2 separate regions of the Homo sapiens genome follow, and region 1 is linked to region 2. A link is a loop called in an ENCODE intact Hi-C map of the cell type or tissue named here. Cell type or tissue: psoas muscle. All regions are shown on one strand. Each heading gives the region's core, and the rest is flanking DNA. Links, peaks and the distances in the headings are about the cores only. Region 1 overlaps MDH1 (malate dehydrogenase 1). Region 2 overlaps UGP2 (UDP-glucose pyrophosphorylase 2).

What was found. Peaks named below come from ENCODE experiments on the same cell type or tissue, not always from the same donor. Only the 100,000 strongest peaks of a DNase experiment are listed, where the experiment ranks them.
Region 1: it touches region 2 in a loop (2.9-fold over the local background); 22 of 110 quality-filtered maps call a loop at or near these places.

Annotation. Positions count from the first base shown.
Region 1 is chr2:63,593,421-63,599,949 of GRCh38, forward strand. It overlaps MDH1 (malate dehydrogenase 1), which reads left to right. Exons shown (of 9, transcript NM_005917.4): 2 at 1,068-1,166; 3 at 2,003-2,099; 4 at 3,979-4,154; 5 at 5,750-5,872. It also overlaps a transcript of WDPCP not described here. Among named protein-coding and RNA genes, the nearest start is that of MDH1, 7.7 kb to the left of the region's middle. In psoas muscle, for the core only: no CTCF peak of the experiment used is centred there; no DNase peak of the experiment used is centred there.
Region 2 is chr2:63,859,693-63,863,692 of GRCh38, forward strand. The region is part of intron 3 of UGP2 (UDP-glucose pyrophosphorylase 2); the gene reads left to right. Among named protein-coding and RNA genes, the nearest start is that of UGP2, 20 kb to the left of the region's middle. In psoas muscle, for the core only: a CTCF peak has its summit at 1,751 (motif pointing left); no DNase peak of the experiment used is centred there; H3K4me3 peaks cover 917 bases; H3K27ac peaks cover 3,110 bases.

The DNA.
Region 1 (6,529 bases), core at 1-4,000, 270 kb before region 2:
TTTCTTTGACTTCTATGAGTGAGTACCAAATTGCTGAGTGCTGCTAACTTTCAGAGCTTAGTGTCAGAAGCTTGAAAGAAGCCTTCGAGGCTATCCATCCTTGTTTCGTCTCAGAGACGTGACTCTCATCTGGAAGAAGGAACTTTAAGTAAAAAGAAACCAAACACTTCTGGGCTTAGTCACATCAGTGGACCATTTCTCCATGCAGGTAGGGGTAAAGGTGACAGTGGAAGTACATTTACCCAGCATTATCGGGGAAAGGAATGGTTCACCTTAACTGAATTTTTCTGTCTAACTAAACCTACCCATTACGTTTCTAAACATTATTGTTTTGTTCTTTTTAATAGATATATTTCTATCTTTTAAAATTCTGTCAGCTTAGTCTTTTTTTACTCAGAGTCATCACTTTGAATATCAGTTATCTTTGTTTCTATGTCTGTATTTTGTTCAGGAACTGTTGAAATCTCTGTTTGTATGTCTTCCCTCCTTGCTTTTAAAAATAATTTTCCCTTGGAATCAGGTTGTCAGCTGTCTGTCACTACATGTTGCTGTTGTTTCTCCCGAAATAAAAAATCTTGTTTTTCCTCCTCCAGACAAAGTTGAAGCACGATTAATTGTCTTATTTAAATGTTTTGGCTCAATGTAAATGGAAAGTTTTAGCCTCTTTCACTCTTCTTCTTGGTATGAAGATTCTATTGAGCAGATGGGAGTGGGGGCTTTGCATAATAAGGATTTGTGTGGCTCTAGTGGCTGCCAGGGTTTGGATCACCACATACTGAACACATCAACATTGTTGAGCCTATTTTAGTGGTAAAATATCCCAAAAAAGGTGGATAAGATTATGTAAGTAAATCCAGGATAACACTTTTAGCTCCCTACATGGTGAGAGTTAAATAACACCACGTAAATATGCAGCACATTCATTTTCTACTGAGCCAGATGCAAAAGGACTTTAAAATTTTACATTCACTTTTAAAGTATGTGGATTTCTTACTATAGATTAAAATCCTGGATATTTTTAAGGTACAGTAGTACTTAAAGATGTTAATGGGTCTTTTTCATTACAGTCTGAACCAATCAGAGTCCTTGTGACTGGAGCAGCTGGTCAAATTGCATATTCACTGCTGTACAGTATTGGAAATGGATCTGTCTTTGGTAAAGATCAGGTAGGAACAGGTGTCTATAAATCTTAAGTTATTAGAGTAAGAATATGGTTAATAAAAATCTGTATTTAGTTGTACACAAATTGTTAAACAGTGAAGGAATATGTAATCCCAGTAAATGTAATAGGCACATTGCTATAAATGGAAGCTACTAAGGTATTTATATGTACGCCTCCAGGCACTGAAAACACTTTGCAAATGAGAACTCTTCCATATATTGTACTCAGTTGACTTGGTGCAACCAGCAGGTGTCAGTCAATGGGAGATATCACTAATGACAGTAACTTACAGTCATGTGGGAGAGAGTTACTCAGTAAGCACTCCCTTGTTCATAAATGGCCTTTGGAACCAAAAGAGTAAGGAAATCTGCTTCCCCGCTGAAGCAGGCACTCCGACTTCCAGCAAGCCTGATTAATATACACTAAAATCCTTTTCTAAGGTATTCATTTATTCAGTTTCTTGACCCATGGATACTGAATTATTCTTTCATGTCAGATACTGTACTTAGCTTTCCATGAACTGAAATCAAATATACAGCTATTAACAATAAGAGCAAGCTATAGCATGTCACTCAGTTTAATGTTTTTTTCATATACTGTTAAAATTGAGTAGTGGTGATTCCTCTCACTGTGTCTGTTAGCAAACCAATGCTGGTTTTATAGCATCCTTCTTTCTGAAAGTGGCATAGTGCTAGATACCTGACCTCCTAAAATAATCATCATGACTAATTAATGGGAATTACATGCATGTACATACCAAATAAAAACTATGTGAAAAGACTTTCTTGTGTCTAAATGAAATAGCCTACACTAACAGATGCTGTCCTTGCTATTTGGTAGCCTATAATTCTTGTGCTGTTGGATATCACCCCCATGATGGGTGTCCTGGACGGTGTCCTAATGGAACTGCAAGACTGTGCCCTTCCCCTCCTGAAAGGTGGGTTGGGGAGTAGAGAAGGGATTTTATGGTATTTGATTTCTTACAAAATACAGGTTTTAGGTTTTTGTTAAAGGCTCTCAATTAGAAATTATTTCATAAGAGGATTTTTTTATTTTGAACTACCACTGTTTATTAACTACTTATGTATACCAAGGATAAATAAGGGTAAGAAATGAGCAACAATCAATGTCAGGTAAAGGACTATCCTTTTTTCCCCAATGTGTGTGTGTATATAATTTATTATACCAGTTAAGTGTAATATTGCACAAGGGTTATACACCTGAAATTGTCTACACACACACACATTATAGACAACGTAGGAATTGTCTACATTGTGTTGTTATGGAGTCTGCTTAACTGGTAATAGTAGCATCCTGTAATGGAAAACTTTCTCAGTTTTGAAGGATGTCCTTCATAGCTATACATTGCTCTGGAAGTTGGTTGGTTCCTCTTACACGGTCCCCATCCCATCTACCAATCATCAGGTTGAGACATAGTGTAAATTGTCCTTACCATATGCTCTATAGTTTGAAAAAACCCAGAAGAGCTCAGCTAAGGGCCTTTGCAAATCATTGAACTATAACACAGATATAATAAGGAAGCCTTAAATTTGATCGAAAAGTTTATTAAAATATTCTAAATTAATTTAAATATTTTTCTTCAGCTATTTCTTCATCATAGTCTTTCTTTTGGTAAGGATTAATTAATGATACTCTCCTAGAAGTTTGCACAAAGCAAAATAATACATACCTTCCAAGAAAAACTTTCCTTAAAATTCTTCATCTGTTGAATAAACATTTGCTAGAAGGGATACTCTGCCATCTAAGTCTTTTGGTTGCAAAGTTCTGTGGAAGAATACATGACTGCCCACACTATTCTGTTGGTTCCCTTTTCTCACCCACAGCTCTTTCCAAATCAGCTTTGCTGCTTTTTCCCATTTGTATTCCTTTCTCTGCTGAGTTCCCTGTGCTTTTTCTCTAAAGGGCCCAGATTGCTGTTGGTTTGTCCTCTGCCAGATATGAATATGACAGGGAAGGGAAAGTTCAGCAAATAAGGACATGTGACTGGGAAAGAGGAAGATAATTTTTTTTTCTCCAACTGGTGTTCCTGTCTATGCCCATTTTCAGACTTATGGCAGCCTTGACTATGATGCAACTAGCCAATTTTCCAGTGAAAATGCTGAATGTTGGTCATAGCTTTTTTAATACAATCAACAAAGAAGTGCGATGACTTATGTTCTTTAGTCAAAAAGCAAGTGATGTTTGCTTATTGTACTAGCACTGGAGCATAGTGGTTGAACTCTGGACCAACCTAGGCTGGAATTACAGCTCCATTATCTTTTGATGGTGGCGAGTTAATCTCTTTAAACCTCAGTGTCTCCATCTATAAAATCAGAAGATTAAATTTGATAGTAATATAAATCTCTTAGCATTATCCTGGCACAAAACTCCTCAATAAACATTTATTATTTTTAAATTTGTGATTGGTGTCTTAGACCTTAAAGTAATTGTAATTTAAAGGTTAGGTGAATTAGTTGCTCTTTTGTGTTGTGTGGTAATTAGTGTGAATAACAAGTGTCACTTCAAAAGTCATCATTATACCTTGCATCATATATGATTATAAAAGATAAAAGCTATGGAGTTTTGACATTTAAGTAATTATTGAAACAGGAAAAGCAAAATAAATCTATTGACATTTCTAATGTTATGATTGTTAAATTAATATATTATCTTTCTCAGGCTCCTGAAATGTATATCAGTGTGATATGTAAACACTTGCAACAAGTGAAAGAATTAATGGGTAGATTCAATATGAAAAAGAAAACTTCAAACTTTGATGTTTAAGTAGCTCTGCGTATTTATTGCCATGTCCACAGATGTCATCGCAACAGATAAAGAAGACGTTGCCTTCAAAGACCTGGATGTGGCCATTCTTGTGGGCTCCATGCCAAGAAGGGAAGGCATGGAGAGAAAAGATTTACTGAAAGCAAATGTGAAAATCTTCAAATCCCAGGGTGCAGCCTTAGATAAATACGCCAAGAAGTCAGTTAAGGTGACCAATGCTGTATTTTATGGGATTTTTCATTATTAGCATTTGAAACTTATGCTTTTAGCATTTAAGCAAAACCAAAATTATTTGCCCTTTTTTCTAGTTCTGTACAATCATCAGTAAATACGGCTCTAGAGTTTTGCTTGATAAGCTCTCCCTTTCTGGGTTTTTTCTTACAGTATAGAAATCTATATTCAGAGTGCTCAAAAATATTTTTCCTATTAGTATAACGTGAAAATTTAGTATTAGTTCTTAAACATATAGAGAAGGCACAGGATCTTCTGGTGCATTTTTGCTGCGTGGGAATATTTATTTAGACATTTAAATTTGTGTGTGATTGTGAAAGGAGATAGCTAGCTGTAAGGTAAGTTTATTCTCAGGAATAGAAGATAGTGGTTTCTGAATGCTCAGATTTTCTTAATGCAGAGGAATTTTAATATGCTTGTCTCTTGAAGAATTGAGTCAGTATGACTTATAGTTCTCTCTTTGTGTTCAAACTATTTACTTTAGATTCTAATATGTCTTAATATTACAGTAAGCCTTTTTTATTTTTTATTAATTTTTTTAATTTTTTTGAGACGGAGTCTTGCTCTGTCACCCAGGCTGGAGTGCAGTGGTGCAATCTTGGCTCACTGCAACCTCTGCCTCCCGGGTTCAAGCGATTCTCCTGTCTCAGCCTCGTGAGTAGATGGGACTACCGTTGCACGCCACCACACCCAGCTAATTTTTGTATTTTTAGTAGAGACGGGATTTCACCATGTTGGCCAGGCTGGTCTCGAACTCCTGACCTCAGGTGATCCACCTGTCTTGGCCTCCCAAAGTGCTGGGATTACAGGTGTGAGCCACCACGCCCAGCCAAACCTTCTTTTATTAGTGAACTATCAATTAACTAGAACTTAATTGTCACCCAGCAAATAGGCTTGCCGGTTAAAGGTTTAACTGATTTCCATATACTTTCCTATCTTTCAAAAAAAGGTGAAAGAAAATTTTTTAAGATTTTTTAAGTTGCCCATTATAATGTTCTATCAATAACATTTCATAGATATCTGCATTTTTTGCTTTCTGTGCACTTCATTTTAAATAGTTAACTTATTTTCTGTCATCACAGAAAATAGTATAAATGAGTTTAATAGAAATCCACAGGTGCCAGTAAAAGATTAGAAGATTGTTCAGACTGCTAAATTGCAGGCTATTTGGAGGTAAAGTACTCCTTGCACAGTAATTCCACTTCTTCAAAGCGTCCTTGTTCGTGAGAAATATTTGCCAGCACTGCACTACTTAGAGACAATGAAGTATCTTGTCTACAGCTTGTCAAAAGAGGTACCAAAAAAAAAAAAAAAAAAGATATATGGGAGTCAGTCTCTGTAATATGGTTGTAACTTTTCTATAAATCTGATATTATTTCAAAATTTTTTATTACCATTTTATAAAAGATTTTTATAACTTAAAATGCATTTTCCTATGCTATATTGTATTTGGTGTTTCCCAAGCCTCCCCTGTACAAAGGCTACCTGTTAGACATTTTCAGTCAAATTTTAACATAGATTAGTTAGTAACTATATAGTCTGTAACTCTTCAGTGCCTTCCATTCCTCCTAGGTTATTGTTGTGGGTAATCCAGCCAATACCAACTGCCTGACTGCTTCCAAGTCAGCTCCATCCATCCCCAAGGAGAACTTCAGTTGCTTGACTCGTTTGGATCACAACCGAGCTAAAGCTCAAGTAAGAAAAATATATTTTAAATCTTGTGGTTGTTCAACTTTAAAACATTTTTCTCTCACTTTTAAAATAACTGAATCTGAGTTTGTGCTTTTTTCTTGTTTTTGTTTAGTAGGAACCTATTACTTTTATTAAATTAAAAGTAAATTATTATTCATTTGTTAGGGAGTCTTTAAATGTATTCTCTTAAAGGACCAGAGGCTGGACTTCCTACTTGATTTCGTCTTTAACTATATTTCAATTGCTAACTATAATGAAATGCAGTTACTAATGTTCTCTTGTTACAGTGGTTAAAAATTAGTTATACATGATGGTACATAATTTAGTTTAATTTTTTCAGATACATATAATCTCATATAAACAAAGACTTGAGCTTTGTGTGATTGTGTGGTTCTGCTTCTATTTTAGCTGCAGCTAAGCCATCAAATTCAGATTTTAATTTTTAATTTTATATTTAATTTTCATTTTATGTCTTTTTAATATTCTATGTGTATCTGTAAAATTTCCTCCTTTCACTACTTAGGAGCTAAAGTCTGTTGCTAATTTTCTTTACTCTTAGAGCCATAGATAAGTATGCCAAGGAGCCAGTGACCAGGGAATTAACAATAGCTTTTCAAAAAATTAGAAGCCAGGCAACTGATCTGAGCTAGTTTCCTAGGC
Region 2 (4,000 bases), core at 1-4,000:
TAAATTCTAGATGTAACATGATTTTATGCCGTCTTTTTCTGTTTATAAAAGTGTAAGTCTTCATTAAAAGTGTCTTTATTTTGAAGCATAAGTTTTAAGCTTCTTCAGAAAATGTATTTGCAATCCCATATGCCCTTAATCTTGAAAATTTTGGAATGCAGAGGCAAAAAATAAGTTTGCTCTTCAACTACGTCATGAGTTTCTTGAGGGCACAAATGTGTTTTATATACGATATGCATGTTACCAGCTTTTGCAGATAGTTCTGAGAATACAAATCTTGAGCTAATGTTTGTTCACCTTGGTTCTTTTGGATTCCTCCTTCTAGCCTCCTCGTCCTACTCTTCTCTTTCCCATAGGTTTCCTTTCTCAGGTCTTAGAGATTATTATAGAGATCAATTTTCCTTTCAAAATGTAATTTTTAAAAGTGAACATAGGTCTTTTTTTAAAAAAAATGCAAATAATATTTTATATTCCTAAGTAAAAAGAAATTACTGTGGAAGAACAGCCATTTAGAGTAACATTTCTCATGTCAGCCTTATATCAAAGGTGTGACATAAACATTGTCATACCAGTGGATCTATATTTTTGTGTATGAGTTGACAATTAGCAGAGTCAGCCACCTGGTTTGTAAGTAAAGTTTTATTGGAACACACCCACACATTCATTTATGTATTGTCTATAACTGCTTTTTTGCAACAATGGCAGAGTTGAATAGTTGGAGTGGAGACAGTATGGCTTGTAACAAAACCTGAAATACTTATTATCTAGCCTATTTACTGACCCCATTTTAGTGTATGTATTTTCAGAACATCTTTGGTAGCTTTCTTTATTTCTTTGGCCCTCAGAAAACTGACCTCATATGCCTTTGTCATTTCAGATGATCACTTTTAATTTTTATCTTTATTTTTTATTTTCTTTTAGAGATGAGGTCTTGTTCTGTCACTCAGGCTGGAGGGTAGTGGCACAGTCATAGCTCACTACAGCCTCGAACTCCTGGGCTCAAGGGATCCTCCTGCCTCAGCCTCCTGAGTAGGCAGGACTACAGGCATTGTGCCACCAGGCCCAGCTAATTTTTTTTTTTTTTTTTTTTTTGTAGAGACAGGGTCTCCCTATGTTGTCTAGGCTGGTCTTAAAGTCCTGGCCTCAAGTGATCCTCCTGCCTTAACCACTTTTTAGATAAAAATAGTTTTTCATAAATACTAGATTGAAGGACATATTTTATAGATAGGCATTGAAATTTTATATTGTGAGGTTTTACTCGTTCTTACCTTTTGTGTTGAATGCTTTGTTTTAGCTCTCAGTGAGTACATAGATGTTTTGTGAGAAGTCTTTTGAGTTCATGTTTTATGAATTATGGCTAATAAGAACCCAGTTTATAGCGTTATGGATAATGCTCTGCTCCTTCTTTGTAAATGTTAACTAAATGTAATAATAAGATTATCTTGATATTTAACTACATAAGTAAAAAAATTTTTATATATATATAAAGGTTAATGTTTTAAATTAGAGCAAGAAAGGACAAGCCAGCATATGTAGCTTATTTGACCATTTCATTGTTTTCCAGAGAGGTTATGAGAGTGTCTTGGTCTTGGCCAAGCTTACACGTTGGGCATGGACAGGGATGGGAAATAGATCAGAGTTACGAGGAAGTACGGGGCCTGTTCAAGAAGGTATTGGAGCTGACGAGTTCTCTTGAGCGCTAATTTAAAACCTGTTGAAGTCACATGGCTGGCACTGACCCCTGGTGGTGATGTATTTTCATTTCTATACAAAATATTCTCTAAAGAAGGCTTTTTTACCAGCACAGGCAACATAGACCTCACCTCTACAAATTTTTTTTTTTTAGTTAGCTGTGCATGGTGGCATCTACCTGTAGTCCCAGCTACTTGGAAGGCTGAGGTAGGAAGATCACTTGAGCCCAGGAGTTTGAGGCTACAGTAAGCTATGATATCACCACTGCACTCCAGCCTGGGCAACAGAGTGAGATCCTGTCTCAAAAAAAAAAAAAAAACAAAAAAACGACTTTTTCATTTCAATATTTAATAGGATCAAAAGAGTGAAGGTATATTTGTGAACAGGGAGGAGTTATGTAGGGTCATAGGGTAGAGAATTGGCATGAAGAGAATAGCATGCATCAATGTGGTATTTAGCTCCAATGGATTTTTTGTTTTGTTCCATAAAATTGCTGAGACTTTTTCTTAGTCTATCAATACAAAAAACATTAAAAGCTATTGTTTATTTATAAGGAAGTCTGAGGAAGTTACAGTTTATGTGTGCAGAGTACAGATACATAGCATTTTTTTTTCTGAAGGTGAACCGTAGTACACTGTGCATTTAAAGTTTGCACATTAAAAGAAAAAAATCTTGAGGCAATCTGGCCAAGCATCTGATATAGTATGCCATATAGGATGATTTGCTTTGAGCATGTGAAGATTTCCCAGCTGCAACTAGCCAATGATAAAGCCATTAGAGACTTGTTTTGTGTGTATGTGGAGATACACACACAAATGAGATTCTAAAAAGTATTCCACAAAAAGGAATTAGTGGCATTTAAAGAAATGGCTCTGAGGACATGGCTGAATACCAAAGAGTCTCATCATTTCTTTGACATAAAGTTTTAAAACAGTAATATATAGAAATACTGACACTAAGCAGACATACTAATTTAGCAAATATTGCCAAAGCTTCAACTTTTGATTTCATGATGAATTGAACAGTTTTTGAATTTCCCTCGGGATTACCTTCCTTCACATTCCTTCGTGTACAGGACTTTCAGAAATGGGGACCTGATAAAGGAACTGACAACAAGCCCATGATTATTAATTCCATACTGGTTACATGTCTATAATTTCACTTTAGAAATAGCAATAGCAAATACATGGAACTTTAATGGCAGTTACATATTTGATTTGATAGACTCCCGGTTTTATTGTTGGACCAGGGTCTCTAACTACTGCCTTTGTGTCCAAAGTAGAGGACAGTCCAGTCCCACAGAATTGAATTCATTAGGAAAATCAGAGTGTGGGTTTAGGTGGTAATACTACTATTTGAACATTGCCAGTCCCTCCAATTCCAATTTCCACCCCACAGAGAAAGTATGGTGTTAAAGAAATGGTGTTAAAGTTTCTGAAACTTCTTTTGCCCACAGGCAGGCTAACAAGAAGGGAGATACAAGATGATTTTAGTAAAGAGTCCTTTACTAAGGACTTTACTGGAACAGATTGTGACGTAAGCAGGTTGGTATTTGGAACTCCATTTCTGTTAGCATACCTTTCCAGCTCCCTGAGTCATCTACCTTTGTCCTTTCTAATCATACTAAAGTGGAGTGTTCTTTTAAAACTATCTTCTTAGCTGATAAGGATATGGGTCAGATGTTCCACAAGGTTGACTAATTTTATGACTTCAGCTGACTTCTATAAAAAGGTGATGAATATACATAACTGTTGGTAGTGTTTGAATTTTTTTAAACCATCTGTGTATCACTTTTACCTTTTACACTTAAAAAATACTCAGAAGTCTTTGAACTTCTTAAAATTTCTATAAAAATTCTAGATACAGTAAGGTTTAGGGAGCAGTTGGTACCTTCTCTTCATAGGTACCATCTACTTTGTAGGATCGTTTGCCATCTGTAACCACAGTGTTTTACTTATTTCTTGTTTTTTTCATCTGGGTTTTCTGCCAATTCTTTTATTGTCATCTCTTCTCTAGTTTTCCAGGTTTAAAGTGCACAGTTGGGAGCATTATAATTTTACATCTCTTTAGCATTTTGGAAATTGCTACAATTTTTAATGAAAGGGCAGTAGTTACATGAGTTTGAGAGGCAAATATATCAAGAGGAAGAAATAAAATGCTGTAAGTAGGTTAACACATGAGCATTGAATAAGTGAGAAGCAACTTACAATATGTGTTTTAAAATCAACTTTTAATTTTAGAATAGTTTGATTTACAAAAAAGTTGCAAAGATACACTATTTTTAACTAGAAACATTATAAAGCTATCC